Linked DNA regions of Homo sapiens: region 2 is linked to region 1. Evidence: chromatin loops called from intact Hi-C (ENCODE). Cell type or tissue: IMR-90. All regions are shown on one strand. Links, peaks and the distances in the headings refer to the core of each region. The heading gives the core; the rest is flanking DNA.

Region 1 (4,399 bases), core at 153-4,152:
TGTAGAACCAGTTTTTGGCTTCATTGATTTTCTCTATTGATTTTCTGTTTTTTATTTCACCGATTTATATTTTGATCTTTATTATCCACTTTCTTCTTACTTTGGGCTTTATTTTTACTTTTTCTATACTATGGTTGACACAAACTTATTACTTTAAGACCCTTTTATTTCTCATATAGGCATTTAATATTATAAATTTCCCACTAACTATTGCTTTAATGCCATGCCACAAATGATGTTATGTTGTTTTTATCTTTTTTTTGGAAGTTCAGAATACTTTCTAATTTCCATTTGGATTTTATCTTTGACTCCTGTGTTATTTAGAACTGCATTATTTGCTTTCCAAATGTTTCAGCATCTTCTCATTTTTTATTGAATGCCTGACATTTAAATTTTTATGTTGTTGGATGCTGGATTTGGTTATATTGCTTAGAGAATGCTGGCCCTTTTGGATAGTAACTGAAGTTACTTGGTGATCCTGTTGATCCTTGTTTGATTCTCTTGAGCCATGTTTTTAAGCTCTTTGAGAGTGACTCTAAAGAAGCCTTTACTCTAGGGCTACTTTAGGCCACTACTCAGGCATCACCCATCTAGTCTCCCTCTGTTGAATAATCTATATATTCTGAAGATTTCAATACTCTGGCTTGAGAAAATTCCAACAACTCCAAACAGTATGTGAACTCTGGGAAGTGTTCAGCGTACCCTTCCCTGGTACTTATTCTTTCCCCAGCAGCTTCTCTTTGCCTGACCTCATGATGATTACTATTTGTCCAAAGACTTGAGGGGAATCCTATACAGATTTCTGGAAGTCTTTCTTTGCATAGTTACCTCTTCTCTTATACTCTACTCGGCAAATTCTAGCTGTCTAGGTGTCCCTGAACTCTAACGTCTGTCTCTTCAACTCAGTGAGACCACCGAATTGTTTCAGTTTCCCTTTCCTGTGCTGCAGTTTAGAAACTGCTTCGAGGCAGAAAAACAGGGTAATTGTAGCATTTGCTTTGCTTGTTTCTCTTCTCTTGAGGATCACAGTCCTGTGCTTCTGGTTGTCTTATGTCTGAAATAGTTGTTTTATATATTTTGTCAGGTTTTAAAACTGTTTTCAGCAGAAGGCTGATTTGAGCCTATGTTACTCCCTGTGGTGGCAAACAGAAGTCTCATTATCTTTAGATTTGGGAATGCTATTAATTATAAAGTTAATCTCTAGTCGTCTTCATGACATCTCAGTTTAGTTTAGTTTTAGTATTTATTACGTTATGTACTTCAAAGCAGTCAGTGCATTGGAAAGGACCCCAGGCTTGGGACCTGGAGCCCTGATTCTGGTACCACTGTGCACTTGCTGGTCGTCTAATCAGTTGCATAAACTCCTGGGGAGTCAGTTTTCACATCTGTCAATTAAGATGGTGGGACTCTTTAAGGTCTCTTCACTTTTGTAATTTAATGAGAGAACTCATACACTCCCACTTTTGTTCAAAGATTCCCAGAATACTTCTTGCATTTTTGATTCTAGCATTCCCTTGATTAAAGAAAAGAAGGAACTGAAAGATATTTAAAGAAATGAAAATAGAAAGATCAAGATCAAATAAGGAAAGTGTGAAATAGTTGGTGAAAATTAGGATATTTTGGGGGGCCAAATAAAGGTGAAAGCAGCATGATTAAAATCAATGAATTTGTGCAGGTTTAGACAGAGTGAACAGAGAATAGAAACAGACTTTCTTGCAGTTGCTGTTTATGCTAGGAAATCTGGCATGGTGATTAGGGTATGACACACAAGAGAGAAATTTGAGCAGTATCAGGAAAAGAATTTGTAAGTCTCAAAACGAGGTCAGAGAACTTAAGTGCCAGACACATGATGCTGGTGTCACAGAGGAAAATGTCATTTCATTATCCTATAAAGGTGTCAAACCCATATATTTCATGTGGCTGAGCAGTCCTCTCTGGGAGATGGTTTTGCACAGCAAAGATTCAGATCCTGTGTCTTTTGAAAATACGTATAGCTAGCATATTGAAAAAGCATAGCTTACAGATTAGTAAAAACACAACTTCGTTTTTCCATTGTCCTTTTACAGTGGGAAATTTAGTCTGTGGGGTAACTTTTCTGCTCTGCATGAGGACCCCAGCAGCCTATAAGTTCCTGCTTATTCTTAAGTGACAGGTGATCTACAGTAACTAAGTCACAAGTAAGTTAGATGAGAAAATTAGAAAATCCAGTCCTGTGTAATATTCAAACCTTTGAACTTAATTTACTGTTAAACCTCTTTCTCTCCCACCTCCATTTTTCTCCCATCTTCCACTCCCTACTCTTGGGCTAGTTTTTAGGATGGAAGCCTGCATTAAGGTACAGGGTGGTAGTCCTTCTTCTTTTCTTTACCTCACGTTTCTACTCTTCTTTGCCTATCTTGATAGCTGCTATTTTGATTCCACGGGAGTCCATGGGGCTGGGGGTGACAGGGAGAGGTGACACATAGGACTTCTTACTTGAGCTGGCACTGTTGTCATTTGGTCTCATTCTGGTCTTACAGATGCATTTTCCCCTTGAGATGTCATTTTCCTGGATTCTTCAGTGTTTTTCCTCTTTTTTTCTACAATTTCCTTGACTCAGCAACTTCTATTTCTTTGTTCTGATAGTCATCATGACTTCTTCCTCAGCCCCTAGACACCAAGCAGCGTATCTCAAAGCTCCTCCAGCCTCCTCCAGGTGGCTCTACTGGACTAAATCAAGACAGTCCCCATATTGGCTCACTTTGTATGGTAGGGGACACAGCTCTTGCAAGGAATGCTCATGCTTCCCTGGCCTGGGACTGGCATGAGTCCCAAGGCAGCAGCACTCCAAAGAAGTCAGCCATTCTCATGCCTTTTAGATCCCCACCTGGTAGGAGTTAGACCTTGGCCATACCATCAATTTCATCTTTCTCAAAAGTGAGTTGGGCTTCTAAGCCTCTCAGCCTCAGGAAACACTTTCACTGCTCTCTGAGGGATTCTCTCCTCCAAGCCCATAGTTAGAAGGTTGCCCCTCCTCCCAACTCCCTGAGAGCGTGGAAAGCTTGGCAAAGTAATGCTTCCCCCTCCCCTCCATCAAGAGATAGCTTCTCCAATCTCTTTTGTCTCCATTCTCTGACCCTTCTTCTGGGGCCCTCATGTAGCTGAGAAGCCCAACAGGCATACCCAGGTTCTCAAGGCCATTTATTTTGAAAATCTTCATAACATGTTTTGGCACCTTTCTCTGGAATTTTATATCTATTATGTTTTGTTGCCTGGTGAAAACTTCAGTTTTCAGATTCTATTACACAAGTAATAAACAAACGTGATTCATAAGCCAACCCTTGAACCACAGTCCAGTAGTGTAACATCTGGCTCTACTAAACATTTTGATTTCTGAGTGTGTTATTGTGTAAAAAAACTGTGGGAGGACAACTTGCCTAAGAGTTTTATTTAATACTTGACCGGCTATGCTATTCAGCACTTGTTAAGTAGAGCTGTAGACATACAAAGTTCATAAAATAATTTGGAATGAAATAGCTTACTGAGTGGATGTAGTAGATTTTTGTTTATGTTGTAGTAGGTTTATTCTCCAAGGGTGTCATGTGGTTCTTGACCACAAAGAAAGCAGTGAGTCCATGATCCACTTCCAGCACAAGAAAACAGTGAGTCCATGATTCTCTTTCCAGACAAGAGGGCAGGAAAGTTGCTCTGCAATACTGACCCACAAGGAGACAAATTCTCCCAAATTAACTCCCTCACCAGCTGACCATTCTAAACACAGACTTAATGGACACCATAATAGCATGTTTCAGTGAGATTTGAAGGGAGGAGAGGGTGGTGGATGGTTCTATTTTCTGAAGTCAAAATATCGTTACAGGGTAGCTTGAGTCCAAAGCACAGAGAAAAGGGAAGGAAACACCACTGTGAGGTTCTCAGAGGTGGCATAACTAGATCATATGTGCTGCTGGTTAGACTTGACTTTTGCAGTTAAGGTTGAGAGCCAAAGGCTGTGTGTCGTAGGGATTTTCCCCTAACTTTTGGTTTGTTTGCATAAAACTAGGGAGGGAAATAGTTGAATTAAATTTGAGAGACTTTATTTTACTTATTTGGAGACCTGAATCATGGAATTGGAAGATGCTTGCTTGATGTTTGATTTGCTGAAGTGGTGACTCTTTAAGCTGGCGTCTCCACCTGCTTTTACACTCCAGGTTCACTTTTGGAACCTGTAAAATAAAAGTTTCCCACTTCCTTAAGGAGTATAATTTTCTCTCCGCTCCCCACCTTGCAGTCTCTTTGAGATTCATAAGCTTTGTGAGGTCATGGCAGCTGAGAACGTATGATCAAGCTTTACTTCCTATAGTTTCTGTTACAAAGACAATAGGCATTTGTTGGCTTTTAAAAAATACATGAGCATGTATTT
Region 2 (4,399 bases), core at 157-4,156, 83 kb before region 1:
ATCTGCTTAAATTGCTATGTCCTGCTAATAATTTCCCCATAAGCAAAAAGTAATCCCTTCTGGTTCTTGTGTATTTTTCATCATGTTTACTCAATATCGTAATCCTTGAATAACACCACAGTAACTCCCATACCAAGTGCCACTAGCGATGGTGGAAGTGCCCCCAAGAAGCAGAGAGTGTCATGACATTACCAGCAAAAGTTGAATCACTTGATATGTACCTTAGATTGAAATCTGCAGCTGTGGTTGCTTTCCATTTCAAGATAAGTGGATGTAGCATATAGACCATTGTACAACAAGAAAAGGAAATTTTTAGGAAATTTCATGAAGTCGTACCCCAGCAGGCATGAAAACGTTATTTCACATTTTTTGCGAAATATGAAATATGTGTTAATCAACTATGTCATTGGTAAGGTTTCCATCGATAGTAAACTATTAGTAGATTTGGGGAAGTCAAAGTTAGGCATGGATTTTCAACTGCCTGGAAGGCTGGAGTCCCTAACCCTACGTTGTTCAAGGATGAACTGTAGTTACATGTCCACTTAGCCATCTAACATTGATGCCAGGAAGAAACCTTAGATTGTGGATTTGTAGAAACGTGCCCTACATAGGAGCAACTATAGCAAGAAGCCTCTTGTTTACATTTTACCCCTTTCCCCATAGGATCACCTGTGAATAGTGGGATGACTATTCATTTCAATAAACTAGGGATAGTCCTGGTTTATAGCTGTTGTTCCAGGCTGTTATTACATTATAATAATGTTGCATACTATTATATAATTTATTATTAATAGCTGTTCCTTTTTACTTTTAATACTACCCCATTTAGGATAATAAATTACATGGTCCCTTTATCTTAAGTTACCACTGAAAAGGGTGGTGAGAATAGAAATGGGAATAGAATAGTCAGTGACAACTATGCAAGTTGGAATTTAAGAGATTGATTTTTGAAGGTTTGCATCAGAGATCATCAGGATCATCTCAATGATTTACTGGGATGCACTGGACTCAGAAGTTGCTATATGCATGCTATGGTTTATTATAGTGAAAGGATACAGAGTAAAATCAGCAAAGGCACATGGGATGAAGTCTGGAAGACTCCAGTTGCAAGCTGTCAGGTGTTCCTTTCTACTGGAGTTACACAGGACATGCTTAATTTCCCCCAAAATATGTCATAATGTGTACAGAGTATTCCCAACCAGGGATGTTTACCCTGGGGGTCAGTCACATAGGTATGTCATGCCTGCATGACTGACCTTGGCTACTTAAGCTTCAGATCCTCGGAGAAAAAGCAGGCATTCACTATAAATCACATTATTAACATGAAGTACCTGCTCAAATTGGTACAGCATGGCCCAAGACCTCCAGCATACAAAAACACTCTAATCAGACAACTTTCTGAAAGGTTGGAGCTTAGTTCTCAGGAGCTGGCCAAGGGCTAGTCCTGAAAACAGTCCATTTATGGGAATGTGCAGAGTTTGAGCAACGCAAGCCTGCTGAGGTGACTCTTCCCACGAGGTCATACAAGTTATTCAGTTTAGAGTTTGGACCCAGGTAAGTCTGATTCCAAAGTCTGTGCTTTTTCGCTAAGTAGTTTTTAGTGGTCTTTTATACTGATTTGATAATTAAAAATTACTGGCTGCATTAGATATAGTAGGGACTTGGACTGTGCCTTACCTCTCTTGATGGATATTTCCTAATGAGCTTTCTTCCCCCTCACATTAAAATAAGGAGGCTTAGTTGAGTATTTTTAAGTGCTTTTGTAAGAAATGGTGCTAAGACTTTCTAGTTTTAGTCCTTTTCAAAAAAAGTTTGTTTTCTATACTTATGTATTGAAAAGTAATTTATCTGTAGTTAAACTTGGTAGGACTCTATTCTTTTTTTACTTTTTTTGCATTAATACAATTTTTAGTTTGAAAAAGATAAATGTATAATACAAAATTTTAGTTCATAATTAAGAATTGCCTTCCTTATAGATAATAGTTTTGAATAAATTTAAACAGTTCTTAAAACCTTTTTTCTTTTTCCATAGGTATTTGTGGAAACATTAGACAAATGTTTTGAAAATGTCTGTGAGCTGGATTTGATTTTCCATGTAGACAAGGTACTATTTGTATTGTCACATCTAAGCTTTTTAAGAAAAACATTAACTTATAATTGTCATAGCAAAAATGGCTTTAATGAATAATTCTATTTTTATTCTTTTATTATTCAATTCATAATTTTTTTTTTACTATGAGCCAGGCTTTGTGCTTGGTGGAGAAGATTCAGATCCTGCCTTAGAGGAGTTCACATCGAAGGGTGGAAACAACGGCATTAACAAATAATAATAATAGTATGTGTAGCATGTTAATGGGGACACAGCTGAACCACTTACCTCTGCCTAGGAGACTGTGAATGGAGGAAACTACATTTAAACTGGATTTTTAAGGGATTAGTAGATATATCATACATAGAAAAGGAGAGGATGGTCCTACTGACAGAGATATAAAATATAGGCCTTTTTGTGAGGAGGGACTGATACTGATCAACAGGCCTAGTTTAAAACAACCATTAATGCCATGACTTTGAACTTTATTGTGAGGCAATTTAATGTTTTTAAACAAGTTTTTACTGACGTTATTATTGCTTTGTTTGTATATTTTTTTGATAGAGTGATTTTTTCTTGTATTATGGAGATTGGATTGATAGGCTGGGAAATTAAACACATGGAAATCAATTAAGAGTTTATTGCAGTAGTCCAGAAGGAAATGACTAAGACACTACGATGAGGTTTGAAAGAAGGAAAAACGCTAAGATTAGGTTTGGAAGAAGGTAGAATTGATGGGATTTGATGGCTTATTGAAAGCTGAAGGTGAGAGAAAGAATGACAGATTTCTGCCAGTATTAGTAGATATTTGTGATACGGAACTTAGGAGGAAGAGATTCCACTTTCACTATGTGCAGATTTTTTTCTGTATTAGGTTTGTATAATCTAAGAGATTCTTTATGAGTGATTCAACTACTGAGTAAGAGTCTGAAAATTTTAGCAAAAAAAATCCAGTGTGATTTTTAAAAATTGGCTTTATTGAGGCATAATTTACAGGTGTTAAAAGTCAACAGTTTTAAGCTTACAAAACTAAGTTTCGACTAGTGTGTATAGTACATGTAACCAGCATCACAATCAAAGTAGTACAAAGAATGCATTTCATTATTTGTGAATGTCAAAAAAATACTTTTCTCTTTGGCCAGTATTCTAGATCATATCTCTCATTTACCAAGTGATTTGATTTTATAAATTAATTCATTTTGGACAGTGTACTTAAGCATGATATTTTTATGAGTCTGTTTTTAATGTTCTACTGTTTTTCTCTAATTGCTATGTCTAATGCTTTTTCACACTTACAAAGACTCTTGTTATTTTTAGTCATTAGGGTTCACAATATTCAAAATTATGTTTGAAGACCAGGTGCAGGTGCTCATGTCTGTAATCCCAGCAGTTTGGGAGGCTGAGGCCGGAGGATTGCTTGAGCCCAGGAGTTTGAGGCCATCCTGGGCAACATGGCAAAACCTGGTCTCTACAAAAAATACAAAAATTAGCCAGGTGTGGTGTTATGCATCTGTAGTCCTAGCTGGTTGGGAGGCTGAGGAAAGAGGATCACCTGTGCCTGGGGAGGTTGAGGCTGTAGTGAGCCATGATTGTGCCACTGAACTTCAGCCTGGGTGACAGAGTGAGACCCTGTATCAAAAAAGAAAAAAATTTATGTTTTGGTACATGATTAAAATTTTTAGAAAGCTGTGTTTTAAAATGACTGCTGAGAGGTCATCATTAGCTTATGTAAATACATTTACCATCTTTTAAGAAAATTGAGGACTCTCTTGTGAAATGTGATGGTAAGAGTAAGGTTCTTATATTTTTTTTACTAGAGAAAGAGAATAAAAGTTTTTAAGGAAATTAAGCTGTACTCATCTGCAACTTCCATACATGACACAAAATGTTTTTAAAACTTCTATTTCTCATTAGTATGCATTCATTTTAGAAAAATCAGAAAATACAGAGAGAAAAATATGTGAAAATCATCCCTATCCCAGAGATTGCCTAGTGTTAACATTTTAGAATATGTATAGTACTTGATTTTACATCTTTAAAACAAATAATCTTTAAACAAATACATCTTTAAAACAATAAAGATGGGATCATACAATATGTATTTTGTGTTAGCCTGTTCATTTTACACAACACTATATCACTATTTTAGAACCTGCCAAAATTAGCTGTCTCTCTTTTCTCTGGGCTAAGATCTTGTTTTATTTTTTCAAGGCAAGGAGACAAAAGTTTTAGGATACCAAAAGACAGAGATCAAATAAGTGTTTCCTTTCTATTCGCCAAGACAATGCTAACTTTGCTTTCAGCCCTTTG

What was found. A loop is a pair of places that touch in the nucleus more often than their neighbours do. Peaks named below come from ENCODE experiments on the same cell type or tissue, not always from the same donor. Only the 100,000 strongest peaks of a DNase experiment are listed, where the experiment ranks them.
Region 2: a loop joins it to region 1, with 3 times the contacts of the local background. A loop is called at or near these places in 1 of 110 quality-filtered maps.

Annotation. Positions count from the first base shown.
Region 1 is chr5:115,976,382-115,980,780 of GRCh38, forward strand. The region is part of intron 1 of LVRN (laeverin); the gene reads left to right. Among named protein-coding and RNA genes, the nearest start is that of LVRN, 16 kb to the left of the region's middle. RefSeq lists an enhancer at 788-1,077. In IMR-90, for the core only: no CTCF peak of the experiment used is centred there; DNase peaks (open chromatin) are centred at 1,760 and 3,380; H3K27ac peaks cover 1,589 bases.
Region 2 is chr5:115,893,055-115,897,453 of GRCh38, forward strand. It overlaps AP3S1 (adaptor related protein complex 3 subunit sigma 1), which reads left to right. Exons shown (of 6, transcript NM_001284.4): 4 at 2,033-2,104. Among named protein-coding and RNA genes, the nearest start is that of AP3S1, 53 kb to the left of the region's middle. In IMR-90, for the core only: no CTCF peak of the experiment used is centred there; no DNase peak of the experiment used is centred there; H3K4me3 peaks cover 254 bases; H3K27ac peaks cover 458 bases.